Regions from separate parts of the Mus musculus genome. Here region 2 is linked to region 1. A link is a loop called in an ENCODE intact Hi-C map of the cell type or tissue named here. Cell type or tissue: heart. All regions are shown on one strand.

Region 1 (2,500 bases):
CATAGAACTCTTTGTCAAAATAAAGCATCACTAGCACTCTGGATAATGATTTATTAGTAACCTAAATTCTACACTCATTCAAAAATACAGCCAATGAATCCAAGCAGTTAATATTCCCTTCAACAATGTTGCTATTCCAGTAACACAAGATAAAAGTCCTCAACACAGCACACATGACCAAGCATAAGTTCCCCAACAGTTGAGAAAACGTCCTCTACTTAAAAAGACTCAATTTCAAACTAAGTAATTCGGTACCTGAAGAGAAACAAGGTTTTCCTTCATTACCTAAATAATGTTCGTAAATAAAACTTAAAATGCACATTACAATGGTAATCACCACAGAAAAGCTGATTCATAAATTATAAGTAGGAAAAAGTAGCCCCTGGAAAGGGGTGGGCAGGTGCCTTGTTACTATGCAAAGATCAAGGTTTCAGGAAGCAAGCTGGACACATCACAACTTCAATAATGGCTGTAACAAAGTCATGTCCCAGAGTGTTACCCAAAGTTTGAGACTTTCTATGCAAAGAACTCTAAGTATGAAACTCCCGTGACTAAAAATTAAAACATTTCATTTCAGTTACTGCAACTTCAAACAAGACGACTCATTGCATTTACATTGCTGTTGGGTTTTCCTTTTTTTTTTTTTTAATTTTGGTATAATACACATAGCCACTAAGATTATAGAAACGTCTTCAAACCAAGAAAACTTAACAAATAATCTTAAACTTCCCACGGAAAGTTTGAAAAAGCACCAGGGAACCACTCGACACGCATCACCCGCCACGGGACTTACTACTATCTGGCTGACGCAGAGTCTGATACGGACATTGGAAACCTGTCTTCTGGGGGCAATTGTGCAGTATCTGAGATGAACGCACAGCACACACTGGCTATGGTATGAACTGTCTCTTACACATCATTATTCCCAGCTTGTTTTTCAGCCCACCTGAGCACACACAAACTCAGAAGCCAGTCAACAGTAACGGTGCTTTCTTATCACAAGTACAAGGAAGTCCCCGGCAGGAAGCGGCAGGAAAGGTGCTCATCACCCTGCGCGGCTACGGCCAGGTCGGGGCCGAGCAGTGCTCGCCAGTGCCCGGCCTTACCTCAGGAGTCCGCTCGGGCGGCTTCTTCCTCAGTGCCTGCCGAGCGCCGGGGTCCACGGGCGAGTTCATGTCCGCAGCCACAGGCTCCCTAGCCTGCGTCTAGCTGCCCATTCTCCAGCTCCGGGTGTACGCCAGCCCCACCGGGAGGGAAATGAGAACTGTCGCAGGGTCCAAACTCAAGCAAACAAGTCTTCGCAACGCCCGCCCAGGGCCTCAGCCCACGCGCGACTGGCCAGAAAGACGCCTGCGCGGGGGCGAGACTGGCCGAGAACGCATGCGCATGCGCACGACGCGCACACTAACGCCCGCCTGGCCGTGACGTAGAGAGATGGGCGTGGAGGGGGCGGAGAATGAGCGGCTTGGCTTTTCTTCGCGAGACTCCGCCTCGGTTACAGGATTGTAGTTTCCGCATACCCAGCTTCCGGTTGAGGTTCCGGAAATGCTACGAGGGCGTCGCCAAAAATAGACTATCGGGTAGAGCTGTGGGTAAGATGCTTTGGTTTAGCGCTCGAGTCCGGAAACCGCGGGGCTCTTATGGCCCCGCGGAAATCGAGGCTGCCATTCAGCAAGCGGGGAAGCCCACGCACCGCTCCGCAAGCCACGGATCTCGGGGCAGTACTCGCGCACCTAGCCCACCGCAACCTTGTGGCGTATTCTACGCGACTTTAAAAAACAAAAACAAACCACGAAATCGATAGTGAAAGCTGCCTCAAAAAAAAAAAAAAAAAGAAGAAGAAAAAAAAAGAGAGAAAGAAAAAAGCGTTTTGAAGACTAGAGCTATAGTTCAGAGTAGCCTGCTGGTCTAGCGTGCACCAGATTGTCTTGGCTTCTGTGTGCAGAATTTTAGGATTTTCCTTTAAAGGGTTTAATGACCAAAAAGCCTCAGGTGGACTAAGGAACTCCTGATTCGAAAGTTGACAGATAACACCTGTGGGCTGTCAGAATCCTTGCCTTCTGAGAAGATCAGCATGCCAACTTGGTATTTATTTAGCACTTTGAGACTGTAGGGGAACCGACCCGCAGGTGAAATCTTATATCCCAGAGGTTTTTTCCCGTCCTATAGAACTTCAGGCCCTCTGCACCACCTGTGCAGCTTCCACTCCCGTGGAGAAACTGGTGTCACTTGTTCTGATTAAAGGACAGAACTTCTGTGGAGGTAGATCTGCCCTTTTATTTCCACTTGCCTCCATCCTAATCTAACAACCTTGACTAAAATCTGGGCAGTGAGAGTGAGTGGGTGGGGGCTGCTTTAACCTAAGCAGTGCTCAGAGCAAACCTCTCCACTCCGTTTTGTATTGAATTTTACATTCTAGTCTCTAACAAAATAAAGACAGCTTCAGTTTTGTTACTTGTCCTTTGGAACAAGAAAAGCTGCAAAAACTGATTGTTATTAT
Region 2 (2,500 bases), 410 kb after region 1:
ATGGGGGGCTGAAGGGGGATGTATATGAACTCAAGGAGAGAGCCCAGAGAAGTACGGGTTGGATGAAAGGGAGGAGACTAAGATGTCAATGGGGAATGAGCAGTGAGCCTACACATCAGCCCTGGACAGAAAGCACTGAGAGGCTCAGGGATGGAAGCAGGTCCACCAGCAGATGGACATTCCTCTGGGAGTGAGCTGCGCACGCAGGGAGTTTCCTGAGCTACGACCTCAATTCTCTACTACACTGGGGGGAGTTCCTGGCTAATATCTGAATCAAGACATTGGGGTAGGGGTTGACGCATGGGAGACTGGCACCGAATGGAAACCCAAAAGATCAGCACCAACAGCAACAGTGAGTCGCATCTAAGCAGTCTGACCTGTCCAGACAGCGGGGAGACAGAAGCAAATGGAGGTGTGTTACCTGGAAGTTCCCCTCTGGAAATCGTGTCCGGATCCAGTTTGTACGTGTCCTGAAGTCTCATCAGGGCTCTGGCAGCTCCAGACTCGTCCTCATCAGTGGGGAAGAATTGCCGCTGAACTGAGAGGTTAGCGACAAAACCTTCCAAATGACAGTGAGAACACAGGTCACTCTTGACCCAGCGGACAGTCACTACCTAGGTTTCTGGCTAATGAGATTTCCCTGTGCCTTCCCTCAAAGGCTGTCAGCAGGCTGGGGGCTCAGTGATGAAACACCTGTCTGGCACACATTCGGGGTGCGACACCAAAATAATAGTCGAAACAACAATAATAACTCACTCCCCTTCCTTGTGAAGTCCTATCTGGGGGCTCCTCTACAGAACTTTCTTAGCCCTCCCTGTGCTGTTCATTTGGAACCAAAAAGCCCTGCACACAACTTAGCACATAAGAGTTCAGTAGGCAGGGTATGAGCTTCCTAATACCCAAGGCCACAGCCCAGAGCCTAGACAGATTTGACCCCTGAAGCGGCCCCAGGTGGCTTTTTCCAGGGCCCTAAGCCCTGGTCCCAAGCCAGAGACACAGCTCCTGTTATTTTAGGGCTCTAAGTAGAAGCCAGGCCTTGCTATACTAATGATTCAGGCCTTTGAATTTGCCTAAGAACTGGGGACTGGGAGGGGCGCTCCAACACATTCTATCCCTGGCCCCTTTCCAAGAGTAGCAGCATCCCCTGCTATCCCCTCTCATCACACCAAGCCAGGGTGTCAAAGAGCTGCTACATCGTCTCCTTCACAGATATGTGGTCAGAAACTTGGAAGACTTTAGTATACAGGAAAAAAGAAAACCCCCTAGAAATAGCCACACGGTACTGTCAGGGTTCCCCCTTATCTCAGGGGCAAGCAGCCAACATCAGAGATGAAAATAAGCGATTGCTCTCGGGACGTGTAATCACCTTCCAGGTAATCACAGCATTTCCACATGGCAATGGAGGGAGTGGGGACGACAAGATCAGACGTCGGAGCGTGGAGATCTATTGTCTGCATCTGTGCGGGCTTCCTTGCCTACCTCTCCAGAAAGCAGGCAGAACAGCCTGTTCTGAGCTGTTCTGTGCAGCAGGCCCAGCCCAGGAAGGGAGGGTGAAGGGGGGTGGGGTCTGGGAAAGGCAGTGGCTTCTGGAGGCTGTGAGCTCACAGGCACAGCTCCAGCCGCTCTGAGCTCACCAATCCCTCCCCAGAGACTACCCAGCCCCCAGCCAACCCCAACCCAGGCGGGTCACGTGGCTGTAACCAGTCTCAGCCAGAGAGACAGCTAGTCTGAAGTTAATCAGCACTCAGCGAAGTGAAGAGGCCCGGCCCAGCCTGAGGCTGGGAAGCCCGTGGCCCACCTCCAGCCCACCCTTCCATTACCGATATCCTCTCCTCTGGGTAACAGGAACGTGTTCACTCGCAGAAGGTACTACCCCAGAAAAACAAATCTATGCTCTGCCCTGTAAATACCATTTCTAGGTCATTTAGCTTAGAAAAATAATCAGAGGCAGACCCAAAATGCATGTAAAAGAGGGCTGAAAAATTGGAAACAACTCCAGGTGCACTACGAGATGACCATACCGTCATTACAGTCACGGCACAGGCACACTTAAGCTGCATCTACAGAACCTGGGAAACGCAGGACTGAGCGCACGTTTGTGTCAATTCCACACAGACATGCGTTGTGCGTAAGAGACACATGTAGGACATATTCAGATGAAGCCTCTGTTACCCAGCTTGCCTCCGCCCACTTGGCTTATTTTTAATTCATTCATCCTTTAAAGCAAGTGAGTTTTAATCCTTTAGGCCATGCATAGCTCCAGTTTTTAATAACATGTTTGTACACATAAGCGGATTCTTTTGGTGTGTATGAACGTTTATAAACGTGTATGCGTACGTGTGTTTTCTTGTGGATGGGTGCATACGGATGCATGCGAATGTATATGGAAGCTCAAATTTGAAGTCACTTGTCTTCGTCAATCACCCTCTATTTATTTACTGAGGCAGGAGCGCCCACATGATCCCAGAGCTCATGGGTCAGCGAGTCTAGCTAGCCAGCT

Evidence for each region. A loop is a pair of places that touch in the nucleus more often than their neighbours do. Peaks named below come from ENCODE experiments on the same cell type or tissue, not always from the same donor. Only the 100,000 strongest peaks of a DNase experiment are listed, where the experiment ranks them.
Region 2: a loop joins it to region 1, with 2.3 times the contacts of the local background. A loop is called at or near these places in 4 of 42 quality-filtered maps.

Annotation. Positions count from the first base shown.
Region 1 is chr11:54,521,725-54,524,224 of GRCm38, reverse strand. Rapgef6 (Rap guanine nucleotide exchange factor (GEF) 6) reads right to left here and starts at 1,380. Exons shown (of 29, transcript NM_001252494.1): 1 at 1,107-1,380. The coding sequence starts at 1,175. In heart, no CTCF peak of the experiment used is centred here; a DNase peak (open chromatin) is centred at 1,444; H3K4me3 peaks cover 2,491 bases; H3K27ac peaks cover 2,167 bases.
Region 2 is chr11:54,112,196-54,114,695 of GRCm38, reverse strand. P4ha2 (procollagen-proline, 2-oxoglutarate 4-dioxygenase (proline 4-hydroxylase), alpha II polypeptide) reads right to left here. Exons shown (of 16, transcript NM_001136076.2): 6 at 422-559. Among named protein-coding and RNA genes, the nearest start is that of P4ha2, 13 kb to the right of the region's middle. In heart, no CTCF peak of the experiment used is centred here; DNase peaks (open chromatin) are centred at 1,045 and 1,555; H3K4me3 peaks cover 861 bases; H3K27ac peaks cover 1,936 bases.